Linked DNA regions of Mus musculus: region 2 is linked to region 1. Evidence: chromatin loops called from intact Hi-C (ENCODE). Cell type or tissue: gastrocnemius. All regions are shown on one strand. Links, peaks and the distances in the headings refer to the core of each region. The heading gives the core; the rest is flanking DNA. Region 1 overlaps G6pdx (glucose-6-phosphate dehydrogenase X-linked). Region 2 has its middle 12 kb from the start of Opn1mw.

Region 1 (9,815 bases), core at 994-8,993:
GGAGAATGAAGGGCCTGTCCCTGTGTTAAAGCCTGGCCTCCAATCTTGTCTATGGAACCTTGATGGATGCTCTGGAGGACACTGACCAGAAGTGTAACTGTCAGCTGGGCATGGTGGCGCACACCTTTAATCCCACCACCCGGGAGGCAGAGGCAGGCGGATTTCTGAATTCAAGGCTAGCCTGGTCTACAGAGTGAGTTCCAGGACAGCCAGGGCTATACAGAGAAACCCTGTCTCAAAAAACAAAAAAAACAAAAAACAAAACAAAACAAAAACACAAAAAAAAAAACCCCAAAAAGAAGTGTAACTGTCATGCCTGAAAAGAATAAAAATATTCTATAGTGTGTGATACACACCCTTAAGCCTGGCACTTGGGAGTCAGAAGCAGGTGGAGCTTTGTGATTTCAAAGCCAGCATGAGATGACTGCATGGTATAAAGCAACAGTTATAAAACTTCTCAGTCCTACTGAGCCCTCAGAAGATTTCAAATTAAGAGACTGCTCTAGCATCAGCTTCAGGTGTTTCCTCAAAATATGTAGCCATTGTTGGACTATTTGGACTGTAGCTTCTAAGCAACTCTAGTATATGTTTTATCAGTTCTGTTCTTTTATAGAACCCTGAATAACAAATGTGGGAAGTGGGGAAATAATAGGTCTCTCCTTCATGATCCTGGATGCAAGGAGAAAAGAACAAGGAGACAGGTAAAACTGTTTTGAGGATTTAATGGCAGGGTTGGGATAGGAAAATTCTAGCTGCTGTGCTTGCCTTCCTTTGGTAAGGAGGCTGCCCATAGGTGGGATGAGGTTGACCATGGAGTATGGAATTGGTCAGGGGACATCTAGAGCCCCCAAAATATTGCTAGGCAGCATGAGGTCTCTTCCATCTGGTGAGGAGGAATGTCTAGTAGCACTGAGGCTAGTGTGGCCATGGGCAGGTCCTCTCACATAGGTGTCCTTGACCACTTCCTTCAAGTTTTGAGGAGCTTGCCCATAGCCTCTGGGAAGTCTGGTTTGGTCATTGTCCCTTTGAGGCCTAAGGCTCCTCCCCATTGTTCCTAACTCCTTAAGGAGTCCAGGGGCAGACTGATAGGCATTCTTTCTGCAGCGGCTGGAAGGGAGGTGATTCAGGTCTTGTGGAAAGATGGGTGGCTCAGATAGGGCCAGTGGTGGCCCTGAAACCCTACAATGAGTTTTAAATGCCTGGTATTTGAGGAATGTAGCTGGGTTTACTGGTGGTGGCAGTGGCAGCAGCATAGGACAAAATGGCGGTCCAAGCCCAGGAACTAGAATGTGTATCTAAGGCCTATGGTCCCAAAGTCCTTCCAATATGGGGTCAATAGTCCTAATATAGGGTTAGATGGTGAAAAGGGAAGATGCAGAAAGGGTGGCCAGAAGAGGCAGAGTATAGATGGTGTAACTTCCAGGGCTCAGAGCTTGTGAGGGTTCACCCACTTGTAGGTACCCTCGTACTGGAAGCCCACTCTCTTCATCAGCTCATCTGCCTCTGTGGGGCCGCGGCTGGGAGGTAAAGGAGAGACATGAGTGACCTTTATCCTTGGTATTCCCACTGCCCTGCTTCATTTGGCTTGGCCCTCTTAGCTCCCATCCTTCCCTTACCTGCCATATACATAGGGGATGGGCTGGGGCTTTTCTCGATCAATCTTGTGCAGCAGTGGTGTGAAGATACGCCAGGCTTCCCTGAGTTCATCACTGAAGGGATACAGTGTAGGATGGAGTGGAGGCACACAGGGACAGAGGGAGAAAACCATCCCTCTTGCCTGTGTTAGGCTGGGGGTCCCTCACCTCCGGACAAAGTGCATCTGGCTCCCACAGAAGACATCCAGGATGAGGCGTTCATAGGCATCAGGGAGCTTCACATTCTGCAGGTTTGGGAAAGGGGGATGTTGCTGATACTACTGTACTCAGCCACCCAGGGCCTCCCTTAGGGCTTTGCCCAGATGGTCCTCCCTGTTGAACCTTGTATCTGTTGCCATAAGTTAGATCCAGCTCCGACTCCTCAGGGTTAAAGAACATGCCAGGCTTCTTGGTCATCATCTTGGTGTATACTGCCTCATTGGGCTGCACACGGATGACCAGCTCATTACGCTTGCACTGTTGGTGGAAGATGTCACCTGCCACGTCTCGGAACTGCAGTCTCACTTCAGCTTTGCGTTCATTCAGGGCTTTGCCACAGCGCAGGATGAAGGGTACCCCTAGAGAGCAGGGATGACCTCAGGGACTGGCTTTCCTATCTTGTGCTGTGTGTATATGAGAGAGAGCTCCTGTGTCTGTGTATATGTGTGAATGTGTACACGTGGAATAAGTAATGACTAGGGTCGTTTCCCACTTGTGGTAGCCCTCCTTCTCCAGCATCCCTTACTACTGAATACCATGTATTCATACCATGATCATAACAAGAAGTGTCTCTTTGTGGGCACATTTAACCCTGCCTTGCTGGAACCTAGAAATTTCACCTACCGTCCCACCGTTCATTCTCCACATAGAGGACAGCTGCTGCAAAAGTGGCAGTGGTGGACCCATGGGGTACTGTGGGGTCATCTAAGTATCCATTGGCAGCTTCTCCTTCTCCATTGGGGTTCCCCACATATTGGCCAAGGACCACGTTGTCAGTTTCCACCTCTGAGATACACTTCAACACTTTGACCTGGGAGAGAACCAATGCAGGTAACAGGGAGGATGTAGGACAAGAGCCCAGTGCCTTGTCATAGAATTACTTGTTATGGGGCATGGCTGCTGGGGACCTGGTGGACATGCCTCCACCTACCTTCTCATCACGGACATCATCTGAACCTGTAGTGGCAGGCTTTTCCATGGCCACCAGACACAACATCTGCAGGAGGTGGTTCTGCATAACATCCCTAGTAGCAGAAGAGGCAGATGCTCTAGTCAAGTGCCATTTCCAGGGTGAGGCCAAGGGGATAACTAAGTTCTAGTTGCCCTAGGATTACCAAACAAGGCTTCCTAGTGACAAACTGGAAAACCTTGGTTCCTTACCCCTAGTGTCTTCCCAGTATCCTAAGACAAGTTAGTAGATACTAATCCTAACCCTTTGGGGTTTGGCTAGATGGGAGTTATACCCTTCATGGCTACCCCCAACAGGTCACTTGAACACTAGCCCTCATAGTGTGAAGATGAGCTGAGTTGGGGTAGGATATGGGTTCTTACCTGATGATCCCAAATTCATCAAAATAGCCCCCACGACCCTCAGTACCAAAGGGCTCTTTAAATGTGAGGATCACACAAGCAATGTTGTCTCGATTCCAGATGGGGCCAAAGATCCTGTTGGCAAACCTGTGGGAGGTTCGTTTAGAGGCTAGCATGAGAGACATTTTGGAAGGGTTCATGAATGGATGCTACATTTGGGATTCCACAGTATAGTGGCTGTATCTGAGCTAAGTACCAAGCTTAGTACCCTGGCCAGCATCTAGGAGGAATTTGACTTTGGGGCAGCAGGGCAGGTGGGGTTCCTTATGTTGCCACCCTTGCCCTGGTTCCCTTCCACCCCATCCCCTATGCACCTCAGCACCATGAGATTCTGGACCATCTCTTTGCCCAGGTAGTGGTCAATGCGGTAGATCTGGTCCTCACGGAAAAGAGAGGAGATGTGGTTCGACAGTTGATTGGAGCTCTGTAGGTCTCTCCCGAAGGGCTTCTCCACGATGATGCGGTTCCAGCCTCTGCTTGGAGCCCCCAATCATGTTATTTCCCAAACCTTTCCCAGGAATAGGCCTATGGCCATGTCATTCTGACCCTCACACCAGGGAGCAGGGCTTTCATCTATTGTATTCTCAGGTGACTCAGGGAAGCTCTGCTGGCTACTATTGATCCTTATCCTGAATAGACAGCATCTTAGAAGCTTCCCTGACAACATGGTAGGGACTGGAACAATTCCAGGGATTTTTCCACCTTGGTGCTAGGGTAGCATGACCTTGGGTGGCCTTGTTCCCCACCTCCCAATGCCAGACCCTTAGAGGGTCAGAAGTGGCCCAGCAGCCAACAGGAAAGAAGGACACAGCTTCCTTACTAGTTTTACTTTAATTAGTCTCATGTATCCAAGGTTGGCCAAGAACTTGTTATGTAGTTAAGAATGACCTTAAATTGCTGCTTCTCCTGTTTCCAGCTCCCAAGAGCTGAGATCACAGGTACTGTGCCATCATGTCTGGCTCCCCTCATTGGTTTTATGTTCTTGAAGTCTTATTGTGTTTCTCAGGTTGTTCTGGAATTCCTGGGTTAAAGGGTACTCCTCCCTCATCCCTTCAGTAGCAGGGACTATCGTCATCGCCCAACGCAACTGACTTTAATTGAGTTTACTTATTTTTTAAACTAGCTTTTATTTGTTTTTTTGAGACATATTCTTACTATGAAGACTAGAATGACTTCAAATTCAGTACGTATGTAGCCCAGGCTGGCCTTGACAACATAATAATCCTCCTGCCTCCTGAGTACTGGAATCACAACTGTGTGTCACTACACCCAGCTAAATTTTTTTTTTTTTTGGTTTGAGACAGTCTCACTCTGTATTACAGGTTAGCCTTGAACTCCAAGCAATCCTCTTGCTTCAATCTCCATCATACTGAAATTATTTATGTGTCACCTTGCCCAGATTTCCATAGATTTTAAAAGACCAGGTTTCTTTCTTTGACACTCAGAGTGCTAAACTTGTTTTCTAAATTCAGGAGGAAGAGAAAGATGGTTTGCAGTCAGCAGTGCTCTCTTATGAAACAACACTGCCACCTTGTGGATCTGCTGAGGATTGGGGGTGGGGGAAGGAATTCTCACAATGAGCATCTGTTCTGTGGAGCAACACTGTCATCTTATGGTCCTGGTGGGAAATGTTGCAAGGGGCCACTATTTTGTAGTGAGAGCCTTGGAAGGTAGAAGCTGCCCAGTGTGTGTGTATAGCCTGTTCCTTTTTTTTTGGGGGGGGGGGTATGCTATTCCATATGGACAACACACTAGGGGCATTCATCTTTTCAACTTGCATAGACTGGCTTGACCTGGGGGCTATTTAGAGTAGCAGAAACAGGAACAAACAGACAGGAGTGAAGAAAGACAGGTCTTACGTCTGACTCATGCAGGTCTCTTGAATGTTCTTGGTGACTGCTTCATAGACTGTGGGGGGCAAGGCCAGGTAGAATAGACGGTTGGCCTGCATCCCCTGGTGCAGGGCATTCATGTGGCTGTTGAGGTGCTTATAGGAGGCTGCATCATCATACTGGCCAGCTACATAGGAATTACGGGCAAAGAACTCCTCCAGCTTAGGTCTTTCTTCTGGAGTGGCCTGGGGATACACAGATGAATGTCAACTTCTACTTTTCTCAAGAGTCTACAGTTGTTCTGCCCTAAAGGAATAGAAGATCTCTTTCTCTCTCTGTGCCTACCCCCCTCACTCTCTCAACAATTTCTTGTTCCACAGGTAAGGCGGGTTTTCCTTGAGTCCCTGTCATTGCTCTACAAGCACAGGAGTTTACTTTATCATGGTAACTTTGTGTACCCACAGGCAGAGGGCTAAGGCACATAGCAGGAATATATGCAGGTGGGGCAAATCACTGGCACATTTTTATGTATCCTTGGGGCCCTCATACCTAGAGTAGAAACTGGATTTCAGGAAAGTCTAACCTGAGAAAAAAGAATGATGGAGAAGGTTGTCTCTTCAAAATTACTACAGTAAACTATAGGTGGTGAGAAAATGTCAACATAGTGCAATTACTGTAGAAAAGAGGTACTTGGAAGGGTCCTTTCATCCAGCTACTGGCATGATCCAGTGTGGTACCAGAGCATAGCAGGATGAAGCCAGAGTGGAGCTAGGAGACAGATATGAGGTTGAAGGGACCTTCTTCCTGTCTTTGTTCAAAGGTCAGGAAGAATGTGGCACAATTAAGTAGACACAACTTTTGTGTGGTTGGCAAGGGAAAGCAAGGATGTGAGGTGTCAGAGATTGAGTGTTCTGGGTGGCCCTGCCTGTTAATAAGTCAAATGAGAAAGGAGGGAACTATTGCTTATGATGGAAATGGGGACATGTCTTCTCAAGGGATGCCTGGAGCTAGTCTTGCTGTGGAGTAGAAGAAAGGGCAGCACAAGGCTCCAGGATCCAATGTCACACTCACTTTAAAGAAGGGCTCACTCTGCTTTCGGATGTCGTCCACTGTGAGTCGTGAGCGGGCATAGCCCACAATGAAGGTATCTTCAGGTAGAAGGCCATCCCGGAACAGCCACCTGAGGGTACAATACAGCTGTTTTCAGACTGGCTAGGGAAGGCCAAGGCCTGTACCTGGTAGAGAGTATTTTGGGGGGTAGTGTAGAAATATTACCTACCAGATGGTAGGATAGATCTTCTTCTTGGCCAGGTCACCCTGCAGAAGAAGAAACATGTCAGAAAGAGCTGACACGACCTAGATCATTCCCCACCAGTGGTGATCTTAGTCCTCATTTGGGGTTACCACTCAGCTAGAAATATATCTACTATGCCCTCCCCATATATATCAGAGGATCTCTGAGACTTAAGCCTCTACCAGCCTTGTACCAATACAGATGAGTAGATGACACTGCTGGGTTCAAGATGAAACCCTAGACATCGAATTCATTAGAGCTTAAGGATGATAAAGGCAGCACATAAAAGAAAGACAAAACCTGTGAGGTAAGGCCTCAGATGTCACCGGAGCTAGAAGGCAATGAGATGGTCATTCAATTTGGAAAGTTAGAAAAATAATGGCAGGAAAAGTTTGATGATGCAGAATGAAGTCTTGTCTCTGTAACAAAGGCCAGATTTGGTGGTAATATATTCTCCCAATATTGAGGGAGATACTGTTTCAAAATCACCTCTTCTAAATCAGAATTAAAAAAAAAATAAGGTAGCAGTGAAAAAATTCAATGGAAAAATTGGGCTGGAGAAGATGCTCAGTGATTTTGGAGTAGGCAAGGGTTCTGATTTCCACCCCCACCCTACAAAAACAAACAGAGTAGAAAACTAACAAAAGAGCGCTAGAGGAGAGCTGTGAATTGCTATTTTCTTGATATGACAGGGCTGTGGTACACATGAAGCCACAGTAGCTGTAGTTGCCTGCATGAGATCAAGTTGGCCAGCATGCTGAGTGTGTGTAGTTCACAAGCTGCTACCCCTAGCTAAGGATCTGTTGGAAGATCCACTTCCCATCAGTGGCTGCTAGGGAATATAATTTTTCTTCATGGCCCCTTGGTAATTGCTCAAGGAGTGGATGATGGTTCCATGCTCATGAGAATGTAGGAAGCAATTATTGTACTTAATGGGTTATAACAAAAATAAAAATTGGGTGGGGGATCGGGGAGGTTGTCCAGAGGGGTTGAGAGAGAGAGAATGGAGGGTAGATATGCTTTAAATGCATTGTATACATGTATGAAATTCTCAAAGAATAAATTAAGAGCTATTAAAAAAAACAAGCCAAAATAAAACCAACTTCCCCAAACATCAAACCAAACTAAACAACCAAAACAAGAAAGAAAAGCTGGGCTTCGTGGCACAGGTCTATAATCCCAGTACTTGGGTAGTTGGAGCAGGAGGATCTGGACTTCAAAGTCAGCCTTAGGTATACACCATAAGACCCTTTCCCTATCTCAAACACTACCACCACCACCAAAATCCAAAACAAAACCCAACCCAGCCTAACAAAACCCTAACAAGTTAGAATGAGACAGAGAATTTTGTTTATTTTTTTCAAGATAGAGTTTCTCTGTATAGTCCTGGCTGTCTTCAAATTCATCCTGTAGACAAGGTTGAGCTTAAACTCACAGATATCCACCTGCCTCTGCTTCCGGAGTGCTGGGATTAAATGTGTGTGCCACTACAGCCTAGCTGAGACACAGAATTAAAAATTTTTTTAATTTTATTTTTTTAAGACAGGGCCTTGCCATGTAACCAATGTTGGTACCGTCCACCCTCCATCCCCAAGTCTGGTTTTCTTTGTGTAGCTCTGGTTATCCTGGAAGTTCTGTAGACCAGGCTAGCCTCAAACTCAAGAGAGCTCTACCTGCCTCTGTCTTCCAGTGCTGGGAATAAAGGCCCAGGTTGGTCTTAAATTCAGTATGTAGTCCTGGCTGGCCTCAAACTACAGACAACCCTCTTGTTTCTTTGTAGTGGGATTACAAATGTGTGCCACCATATTCAGCAAGATGGAAAAATGTCTTTAAAAAAAAAAAAAGATCCAACCTAGGATATAATGGAGGAATGGACCTAAGGGGTGGCAATGTACAAAGACAACTCCTGGCCTGAAAAGCATTGCTAATGGCTTCTACCAGAGTCAAGGAAGAGTGAATTCCACTCTGAAGTAAATTTCCCCTGAAGACAGAATAAAGAGGAATACTTCTAAGGGCACTTTGAGAACTTTAGTTCTACAACTTGATGACAAAGGCTGATGTAAAACTCGATTGATTGATTGATTGTTTATTGAGTCAGAGTTTTTCTATATAGTCCTGTAACTCATTTGTCAGCTGGCCTGGCTGTACAGATGAACTGCAGGTTCAATGAGGGTTCCTGTCTCAAAGAATAAAGGTAGCGAGAGCAATGACAAAATCAATCACTGAAAATCACATTAAAAGATTTAAAAATGGGCTGAAGAGATGCTCAGTATTAAGAGACTTGCTGGTTTTGTACAGCGTCCCAAGTTTGGTTTTCAGCATCCATATCAGGCAGCTCACAACTGCTTGTAACTTCAGTTCCAGGGAATTTAATGACATCTTCTGGCCTTTGTGGGTATCCATACACATGTGGCTGACTGGCTGGCAGACAGACACATAAATAAAAAACCATAAATCTTAAAAAAAAATTAGCCAGGTAGTGGTGGTACATGCCTTTAATCTCAGTACTTGGAAGGCAGATGCAGGCGGATCTCTAAGTTTATAGCCAGCCTAGTCCACAGAATGAGTTCCAGGTCAGCTAAGGCTATACAAAGAAACCAAGTCTACAAACAAAAACAAAAACCAATACCCCTCAAAAGAAATTAAATGAAAAATTCTGAAAAAACCATTGTGTGTGTATGGCGCTGGTGACTGAACTCAGGAAATCAAGCATGTTAGGCAAGTGCTCAACTACTGGACTATAGTCCCGTCCTGGCTAGTTTTATGTTAACTTGATACAAGCTAGAGTCACCAGAAAGGAGGCGGCCTCAATTGAGAAAATACTCTCATAAGATCAGCCTGTAGGCAAGCCTGTGGGACATTTTTAAGTGATTGATGTGGGAGGGCCCAGCCCATTGTGGGTGGTACCAACCTTGACTGATGGTCCTGGGTTCTATAAGAAAACAGGCTGAACAAGCCAGTAAGAAATATCCCTCGACGGGCGTGGTGGCGCACGCCTTTAATCCCAGCACTCGGGAGGCAGAGGCAGGTGGATTTCTGAGTTCGAGGCCAGCCTGGTCTACAAAGTGAGCTCCAGGACAGCCAGAGCTATAAAGAGAAACCCTGTCTCGAAAAACCAAAAAAAAAAAAAAAAAAAAAAAAAAAAAAACCAAAAAAAAAAAAACCAAAAAAAAAAAAACAAAAAAAGAAAAAAGAAATATCCCTCTATGCCTCTATGTATCAGCTCCTGCATCCAGGTTCATTTCCTTTCTTCAGTGATGGTCTATGATGTGGAAGTGTAAGCCAAATAAACTGTTTCTTCCTCAACTTGCTTTTGGTCATAGCAATAGAAACCCTAACTAGGACAGTCACAGATCTTATCCCTGGCTGACCTGGAACTTGCTGAGAAGAACAGGATGGCCTCAAATTCACAGAAATCTACCTGTCTCTACTTCCTGGGATTAAAAAGGCATGTACCACCATGTT
Region 2 (9,815 bases), core at 623-8,622, 300 kb before region 1:
AGCCTCCATCACTGTCTATCGAGTCCTATTTATACCCTCCAAATATCACATGTCCTCCATTGGTCTTGCCTCAGCACATGCCTTGTCTCAACACTGTCTCAGATTACATCACTCTGCCAATCAGCCTGAGTTCGAGGAAGTGGCAAGAAACTGTAGCACACCACCAGAATTTTTTTGGTGCATTTCTCTCTATGGAGTTCCAACAAATGGAGCTCAACTACACAATGTAAGGCAGACAAATACATGTGTGTTGTAAGCAAAGAATCCTTCATTATGTGTCCTTTCATGTGTTTGCTTTAGCAGAACATCATTCCTCCTGTGTCTGCTTCAGTGAAATGTTCCTTCATGAGTCTGCCTTAGCCTTTCACCATTTTGTGAAGCAAGTAAAGGTTTGAAATGCCCTATTTCTTTGTCAATTGTTAAGATGATAATTTAAAAAATGTATATAACTGTTTTGTCTTTGTGTATGTATGTGCACCACATGTGTGCAATACTTCTGGAGGCCAAAAGAAGGCATTGGATCTTTGGAATTGCAGTTTTAGACCATTGTAAGCATCCATGTTGGTGGTAGGAATTGAACCTGGGTCATCTAAAAGATGTTCTTAACCCCTGAAACATCTCTCCAGTCCCTCTCTGTCTAATTTGGATTTATCATCTGTGATCATATTATCCTTCCATGTAGCCTTACCATTATTTTATCTTTGTTACTTTGAGTAATAAATGAATAAATATCTACTTGGACAATATACAAAGAATAAAAATACTTGTGCATACTTGCTATTTTTTTGAGATAGGGTGTTATATATCTCAAGCTGGTCTTGAACTTGCCATACAGACAAGGATGAACCTGTACTTCTGTTTTTTCCAGCCTTCAGTTCCCAAGTGCTGGGATTACAGGTGTGTGCCACCACACCTACTTTATGTGGTTCTGGGGATCAAGCACACTGCTTCATATGTGGTAAGCAAGCACTCAACCCCCTGAGCTACATTTCAGCTCCTGGTTACTTTTCACTTATGCATTCTTAGCACCATCCACACATGTTTTGCTATTACTATATATGTATTTATGTTATAATAATATGTATATATTAACATAAATACATGTAATTGTGTATTAAGTTAAAATGTTCATAAAGCTTCTGTATAATAGAGGTCTGAATGAGTAGAGCTCTTTTAAATAACTAATACAGGCGCTAAAGAGATGACTTAGTAGTTAAGAGCACTCATTGGCTGCTCTTCCAGAGGACCTGGGTTTGATTTCTAGCATCCATATAGTAGCTCACATCCATCTTAACTCCAGTTCTAGGACATCTGATGCCCTCTTCTGACATCCTTGGATACTGTGTGCATGAGGTATACAGACATAGAACAAACACCTATACATATAAAATGAAATGAAATGAAAAAAGTTAAATAACCAATATTGAACATGTGCATGGTAGTGAAATGCCTGTAATCTCAGCATTGGGAAGGTAAAGGCAGGAGGATCAAAGGTTGGTTACATGGTGAATTTGAGGCCAACTCAGACTACACTAGATCCTATCTCAAAATAGCAAATGAATGAATCAGTGAGTGAGTGAACGATCAACATCTTTTATTTTCATATTTTTTAATTGTTTCATTTCTTTTTATTTTTTAAAAATTATTTATTTACTTTCAATTTTTGTGTACACTAATGTTTTGCCTGCATGTATGTCTGTGAGAGGGTGTTGGTTCTCCTGGAACTGGAGCTACAGACAGTTGTGATCTGTCATGTGGGTGCTGGAAATTGAATTTAGGTAGAGAGCAGACAGTGCTCTGAGCCATAAATACTGAGCCATATCTTCCACCCCAATATCTTTTCAATACCAGATATCTACCCAAACCCAGAGGTTTTTATTTTTACTATACAAGGAACTCACAGCACCTCAGTTCTGTCAACAGAGATGCCTGAAAAACCTGGACATGCATACACATATACATATGTATGTATATATATATATACCCATATATGTATGTGTATAAATATATGAACTGTGGCCACTTATAATAAATGGGGTATCAAACTATAAACAAAGGCTAAAGTTTCACTTTCTAGAGGATCTAATTCTTACTCAATTATCACCCTACTGTCCCTATAGGTTGTGATAATATATTGTGAGTCTGTACACTGCCAGCGCCAGGATTTTTTCATTTTCTGGGGCACCTGGCAACTGAGATATTAAATACCTGACCGTGGCAATTTCCTGATACTGGTTCCCCACAAAGCAGTGCCAAAATGAATATAATAGGTCAGCAAGATGGATCAACAAATAAAGTGCTTGCCATAAAAGCCTGATAATATGAATTTGCTCTCTAGAATTGACATAAAAGGTGGAAGGTAAGAACCAAAGATGCCCTCTGACCCTGCCACATGCATACTGTGCATGTATGCATTCACACATGCATCATATTCATACTACTACTACTAACAACAACAACAATAATAATACAAAAATGAATAGCACTGTTGACATTCCAGACATATGGGCATCTTTGTGGTGTGCTGGAATCCTTTGTGTCTATACCAATACCTAGGGCTGTCACTATGGCAATGGAGGAGTCTCACAATGTAGTCTTTCCCAGCACACCGCAAAGATACCCACACGTCTATGTTTACAAGTTTGTTCTCTTGCTTGTTGAGCACATTCAAGCATTTTGCCTGGCCTGAAACTATGTGAACCAGGCTGACCTGAAACTCACAAAGACCTGCTTGCCTCTGTCTCTATAGTGCTGGGATTAAATTTGTGCATTACCATGTTCAGCAACAGTGACTTTGCTTTCAATAGCCAAGTTACAGAATGAACCGAAGTGTCCATTAGCACAGGAATAATAAAGAAAATGTGGTATGTATTCCCAAATGCAGTGTTTATTTAGCCATAAAAAATGAAATTATGTCATTTGAAGGAAAATGAATACAACTGAAGATAAATATGTTAAGTGAAATAAGTCAGACTTGCAAAGATAAATATGTAATTTTCTTCATGTATAGAACCCACATTTAAAAACTTATATGAGACTTGAAAGTGGATAGACTATTTGGGGAGATGACTAGGACTAGTTTATAGGGTACAAGAGAGTAATAAGGGGTGAATATGTTCAATGTGTGTGATAGACAATTTGTAATGCCATCAAGAAGGCTATTATTTTGCATGTCAATATATATACTAGTAAAAAAGAAAAGAAAAGAAAAGTCTTAGCAGAGGATGGCCTTATCTGGCATCAATGGGAGAAAAGGCCCTTGGTCCTGTGAAGGCTTGATACCTTAGTATAGTGGCATGCGAGGGTGGGGAGGTGGGAATGGTGGGTGGATGGGGAGACACCCTCATAGAAGCCGGAGGAGGGGGACAGGATAGTGGGTTTCTGGGGGGGGGCGGAATCAGGAAAGGGGATAACATTTGAAATGTAAATTTAAAAATATCCAGTAAAAGGAAAAGAAAAGAAAAGAAAAGAAAAGAAAAGAAAAGAAAAGAAAAGAAAAGAAAAGCTAGAGTCTGGAGACAATGACTGTGGTTGCAATTTAGACAAATAGGCTGAGCCTCAGAAATCCACAGCACTGGGGATCTAACCCATGGCCTTATACACAATAGGCAAGTGCTCTATCACTGAAGCACATATCCAGCCCACAATCACCTTTGGATGCAGGAATTTGAGTTATAAACATATTAATCTTGGCTTTTATTCAGTCAAACTATAATATGTTTTCAATTGAGCTTAGGTCTGTAGGGGAACTGGGCCAGTCTGGATTGACTCATCTCAAGCACTGCCAAAGATGTGCCATACCAATTCCTGGGGAAATCTTGGCTTTTGATTAAAAAAAAAAAAAGCAGCTATTTGAAACAGTCAAATTATGTGTGGTGGCATATGCCAGTAATCTCTGAACTTGGGATATTGTTAATTTGAAACAGGGTCTCACTCTGTACCCTAGACTTGCTTGAAATTAGTGGCAATCCTTCCTCCTTAGCCTATTAAGTGTTAAGATTATTGTTAATTTTAATTTTGTGTATGCATGTGTGTGAACATGTGTGTTATAAGTTCCCCTGCACATGTGCTTGTGGAATCCAGATTGAATTTAGGTATCTTTCTCTATCACACTCCACTTTATTTTTAAAATATTTTTATTGTTAGTTTTTTATGTGTATGTGTGTTTTGCCTACATATATGTCTGTGAACCACGTGTGTGCTTAGCAGAGGCCAGAAGAGGGCAATGACTAGAGTTATAGATGGTTGTGAGCCATCATGTGGGTACTGGAAATCAAACCCATGTCTTATGGAAAAATAGGCAGTTCTCTTAACCACTAAACCATCTCTCCAGCCACTTTACCTTATTTTTTTTTTAAGGTAGAAGCCTCTCACTGAACCTAGAGCCCTCTTTTCATATGGAGTTTTACATGCATGTGCCACTACTCCAGATGGGTGCTGTGAACTCAGGGACTTATACACAGCGAGCACTTTACCCACTGATCCATACCTCTAGTATCCCATATCCTTTTTAGTTAATCAAAAACAGGTCTCACTGCATATCCCTGGCTATCCTAGAACTCTGTGCAGATCAGGCTGACCTGGAACTCACAGAGATCTACCTGCTTCTCCCTTGTGAGTGCTGTGATTAAAGATGAACCTAGACTCCTTTTATTTTTTAAAACTAAAAAAGCAATGAGGAAAAAAAAAGAAAAAAAAAGGCAATGAGATTTCTGGGTTCAGGAAACAGAAGGAATACAACAAAAATCCTAACGTCTCATATTCTTCTAAAAGCATAAAAAAATACGAGGAGAAAACAAATGAGCCCGTTGGTGGCCCGTGCCTTTTATCCTAGCACTCGGGAGGCAGAGGTAGACAGATTTCTGAGTTCGAGGCCAGCCTGGTCTACAGAGTGAGTTACAGGACAGCCAGGGCTACACAGAGAAACCCTGTGTCAAACAACAACAACAAGAACAACAAAAAGAAAAAAAACAAAACAAAACAAAAAAAGATTCTCTCTCTGCAACTGCCCAATAATTTACAATTTTCAAGAACCCAGGACGCAGACAACTGGCAAACTCCAGATCAGAATGCAGAGTTCAGGAAACCAGAAAAAACAACCACTTCATGCCACTAGGGTGTGACAAGGCAGTAGGAGGTGCTAAGGATCTCAGCGATCCCAGAATGTACTGTGATCCAGTACAGCAAGACATTGCCCAACTGTGCTTGAAAACACCAGCGTGCAGATGAGCTCAGGTCCAGTCAGAAGGCTCAGAGGAGCAAAAGGGAAAGAAAACGAAACTGGGTGGCCATGGGTACGGAAGCCCAAAGAGGTGCTGGGACCAGAAGAGGGCGCCTGAGAACCGAGGAAGCCGCAGATCTATTGAGTTCCCCAGGGCGTACCTGTGCTAAGCTGGCATCTAGGAGACCAAGAATATTCAAGTATCAACAGCGAGAACAAATGCAAAATAAAAGGGGGGGGGGAGGCTGCATTTGCACAAAGGAGAAAAAAGCCCACAAAGTAAGCAGTCTAAGCAGTGACAAGCAGAAGATCTCCAGCAATGGTTCTCCCCCCCCCCTATTTTAAATTGGATATTTTCTTTATTTACATTTCAAATGTTATCCCTTTTCCTGCCCCCCAAACTCCCATACCATCCCCCTCCCCCTGATTCTATGAGGGTGTTCCCCCACCCACCCACTCCCGCCTCCCCACCTTCGCATTCCCCTACACTGGGGCACAGAGCCTTCACAGGACCAAGGGCCTCTCCTCCCACTGATGCCCGACAAGGCCATCCTCTGCTACATAAGCAGCTAGAGCCATGAGTCCCACCATGTGTTTTCTTTGGTTGGTGGTTTAGTCCCAGGGAGCTCTGGGGGATCTGGTTGGTTGATATTGTTGTTCCTCCTATGGGGTTGCAAACCCCTTCAGCTCCTTCAGTCCTTTCTCTAACTCCTCCCTTGGTGACCCTATTGGGGACCCCACGCTCAGTCCAATGGTTGGCAGCAATGGCTTTTAATGTTCTCAGTGATTCACTGTGTTCTTCTTGAGTTCGTGGGTTATTTATTTTTTTATAGATTTATTATTATTATTATTGTTATTATTACTAAGTTATTTATTTATTTTCCACCCTGATTGTAGCTTTCCCTCCCCCTTCTCCTCCCAGTCACTTACTCTCACTTTCCCTCACCCTAATCTACCCTTTCTACTCCTCAGAAAAAGGGAGGTATACCATGTGTCTTAGTCAGGGTTTCTATTCCTGCACAAATATCATGAGCAGGTTGGGGAGGAAAGGGTTTATTCAGCTTACATTTTCCACATTGCCGTTCATCACCAAAGGAAGTCAGGACTGGAACTCAAGCAGGTCAGGAAGCAGGAGCTGATGAAGAAGCCATGGAGGGATGTTCTTTACTGGCTTGCCTCCACTGGCTTGCTCAGCCTGCTCTCTTATAGAACCAAGACTACCAGCCCAGGGATGGTTCCACCCACAAGGGGCCTTTCCCCTTTGATCACTAATTGAGGAAATGCCTTACAGTTGGATCTCATGGAGGCATTTCCTCAACTGAAGCTCCTTTCCCTATGATAACTCCAGCTGTGTCAAGTTGACACAAAACTAGCCAGTACACCATGTCTATATCAACCAGCCTTGGCATATCAAATTGCAGTAGACTAGGCACATCTTCTCCAATTGAGGCTAAACAAGGCAGCCCAGTAGTGGAAAATGATTCCAAAGGCTGGTAACAGAGTCAGAGAAAGCCCCTGTTCCAGTTGTTACAAGTTCCACATAAAGACTACGTTGCACATTTGTTACATATATGCAGAGTACCTAGGTCAATCCCATGCATGCTGTCTGGTTGGTGGATCAGACTCTGTGAGCCCTTATGAGCACAGGTTAGTTGGCTCCTTCAATCCTTCCTTCCCATCTTACACAGGATTGCCCAAGCTCCACTTTATGTTGGGCTGAAGGTCTCTGCACCTGTTTCCATCAGTTGCTGGATGATGCCTCTCTGATGAAGGTTATGCTAGGCTCCTGTCTGCAAGTACAGCAGATATATCATTAACAGTGTCTCATGGCATGAGTCTCAAGCAGTCACTGGTTGTCCCTTCCCTCAAATTCTGCTCCATCTTTTTTACCTCTGCACATCTTGTAGGCAGGACAAATTATGGGTCTAAGGTTTTGTGGGCAAGTTGAGTCCCAATCCCTCCATTGAAAGTCTTGCCTGGTTACAGGACATGGCCAGTTCAGTCTCCATGTCTTCCATTGCTAGGAGTCTTAACTAGAGTCACCCTCATAGATTCCAGTGTCCTAGGTCTCTGGCTGGTCCCAGAGTTTCCTCGCTATTGAAGAATGGATAAAAAAAAGGTGGTGCATTTACACAAGAGAGTATTACTCAGCTGCTAAGAACAATGACATCATGAAATTTGCAGGCAAATGGGTAGAACTAGAAAAGTATAGTTCCCCCCCCCCCACCTGGGGATCCATCCCACATACAGTAGCCAAACCGGGATGCTATCTAGGATGCCGGGAAGTGCTTGCTGACAGGAACCTGATATAGCTGTCTCCTGAGAGGCTCTGTCAGAGCCTGACAAATATAGAGGCAGATGCTCACAGCCAACCATTGGACTGAAGGGACTGAAGGAGCTGAAGGGTTTGCAGCTCCATGAGGGGAGCAACAGTGTCAACCAGTCAGATCCTCTGGAGCTCCTGGGGACTGGACCACCAACCAAGGAGTACACATGGAGCGACCCATGGCTCCAGCCACATATGTGGCAGAGGATGGCCTTGTTGGACATCAATGGGAAGAGCAGCCCTTGGGCCTGAGGGGGGTTGATGCACCAGTGTAGGGGAATGTCAAGGTGACAAGGCAAGAGTGGGTGGGGGATCACCCTCATAGAGGCAGGCAGAGGGGGGAAGGGATACGTGGTTTCCAGAAGGGACACCTGGAAAGGGGATAACATTTGAGATGTAAGTAAAGAAAATATCCAATAAAAGAAAAAAATTGAAAAAACAAAAAGGAAAATATCCTGAGTGAGGTAACACAGACCCAGAAAGACAATATGGTATATACTCACTTATAAGCAGATATTAGGCATAAAGTACAGGATAACCATGCTACAATCCACAGACCCAAAGAAACTAAGTAATAAGGAGGACTCAAGGGAGGACTCTTGAATCTCACGCAGAAGCAGAAATAGATTAAATATCGGGGTGGATGGAAAGAGGGGACTGGATGGGGGAAGGATGGGATGGGAACAGGAGGGATGAGGTGGGGGGATGAAGGGAGAGTGTACTGGAAGAGACAAATGGATTGGGGAATTTATATTTTTCATGGATTCTCTGTGTTTGAATCAATTCTTGTCATATAACTTTTCTGTTTTGTTTTGAATGTGGGTGTCATGCAGCCCAAGATGGCCCCAAACTCACTATGCAGTACTGAACCAGGTCAGAGGAGAGTATCAGGTTCCCTGAAACTGGAATTATAGATGTTTAAGAGCTACCATATGTGTACTGGGAACTGAACCCTGGTCCACTAAAAAAGCAACAAGTGCACTTAACAACTGACCCATGCTTCCAATCCCTATAAATTATTTTTGATATGTAATTTGTCATCATGTTGGCCAGTGGATACACCTTCCCACGGGTCTTTTGTGCTCTTGCCATCAGTTCTGGTGCAACCAAGATGCTTGCAGCTCATCACGCACATGTTTTACTAGGAAATATTCATCTAGTAAAGCAATTTACAAACACATTTAAAAAAGTGAGTTCCTATTAAAATTTCCAATTTCCAGGGTTTTTTTCGTTTTTGTTTTTTTTTTTTTACATTTTTCTCCTTTTTACACTGAAGACCAGGATCTGTGGAACTCATTTCTTATTTTTGTTGTCTTATAATGTGAAAGCTTGTAAACAATACATATATGAAAGGGGGGAAGATTGCTCTGAGTACAGGAACTGCACCCAGCTGAGAGTTCAAAAGAGATCATAAGGCATGGGTATCACCAAGCACAAAGTAGTTAGAAGTGACTCACCTGGCCCAACCCAGCTTTAAGTTCATAACCAAATATAGTGCAATACATTTTGCATTTAGTCTGGCAAAAACAAGACTCACACTCTTGGCTTTATATTTATCCACTAGTTAAAACGAGAATAACTGAACCTGGCAAATGTTAGTGTTATTGTTGTAGACCCACGCTCCCTACCCCCTTGCTGAAGGCTTTTGTGTTTGTTCCCCAACTGTTGAATTCAGTAGTGAGGGTTCTAACTTCATCAATGAAATAACCTACTAATGGAAATAAAAATTGATAGAATTTTTGAGAGGCTGCCAAAAATATGTTGGTGAAAATGAGTTGTTAAGTATTCAAGGTACCTTCAAGGGGTACCTTGTCCCTACACCCTTCCTTTTTCTCTGTTTCCTTACTGGCTGCCATGAAGTGATTATCAATTCCTATAGGCTCCTACCTCTATGATGTGTTTGTCCTGAATCAAGCCTATAGGAAACTGAGCCCATCTACCAAGGGCCAAAATCTGTCTTCCTTGTAAGTTATTAGAAGGTATTTGTTACATCAATATAAAGCTCTGACTGTCATGTGACTTTTCCTAAGGAAACATAAAGAAATGTCTACTCACTGCAGAACAAGAGAACACTGACAGACCAAAGAAAGTATTCCATCTTGGAAAATCGGTGAGTTCATTGGGTTACTTCCAGGAATGTGGGGGACTCAAAGAGAGCCACACTAGTGGGAAGACCCTGGGCAATTTGTGGGCAGCTATACCACTAAAGAGTTCCACCAATAGCGTGGGTGACTCACAAGAAGCTGTAGCACTAAAAATGCCACCCAC

Evidence for each region. Hi-C counts contacts between places; a loop is a spot of excess contacts. Peaks named below come from ENCODE experiments on the same cell type or tissue, not always from the same donor. Only the 100,000 strongest peaks of a DNase experiment are listed, where the experiment ranks them.
Region 2: it touches region 1 in a loop (10-fold over the local background); 29 of 42 quality-filtered maps call a loop at or near these places.

The regions. Positions count from the first base shown.
Region 1 is chrX:74,408,781-74,418,595 of GRCm38, forward strand. It overlaps G6pdx (glucose-6-phosphate dehydrogenase X-linked), which reads right to left. Exons shown (of 13, transcript NM_008062.3): 3 at 6,336-6,373; 4 at 6,128-6,236; 5 at 5,084-5,301; 6 at 3,539-3,697; 7 at 3,186-3,311; 8 at 2,785-2,878; 9 at 2,478-2,664; 10 at 1,977-2,212; 11 at 1,803-1,879; 12 at 1,617-1,709; 13 at 703-1,517. The coding sequence ends at 1,427. It also overlaps a transcript of Ikbkg not described here. Among named protein-coding and RNA genes, the nearest start is that of G6pdx, 15 kb to the right of the region's middle. In gastrocnemius, for the core only: a CTCF peak has its summit at 4,787 (motif pointing left); a DNase peak (open chromatin) is centred at 4,779.
Region 2 is chrX:74,110,478-74,120,292 of GRCm38, forward strand. No RefSeq gene overlaps it. Among named protein-coding and RNA genes, the nearest start is that of Opn1mw, 12 kb to the right of the region's middle. In gastrocnemius, for the core only: a CTCF peak has its summit at 5,315 (motif pointing right); a DNase peak (open chromatin) is centred at 5,325; H3K4me3 peaks cover 781 bases; H3K27ac peaks cover 894 bases.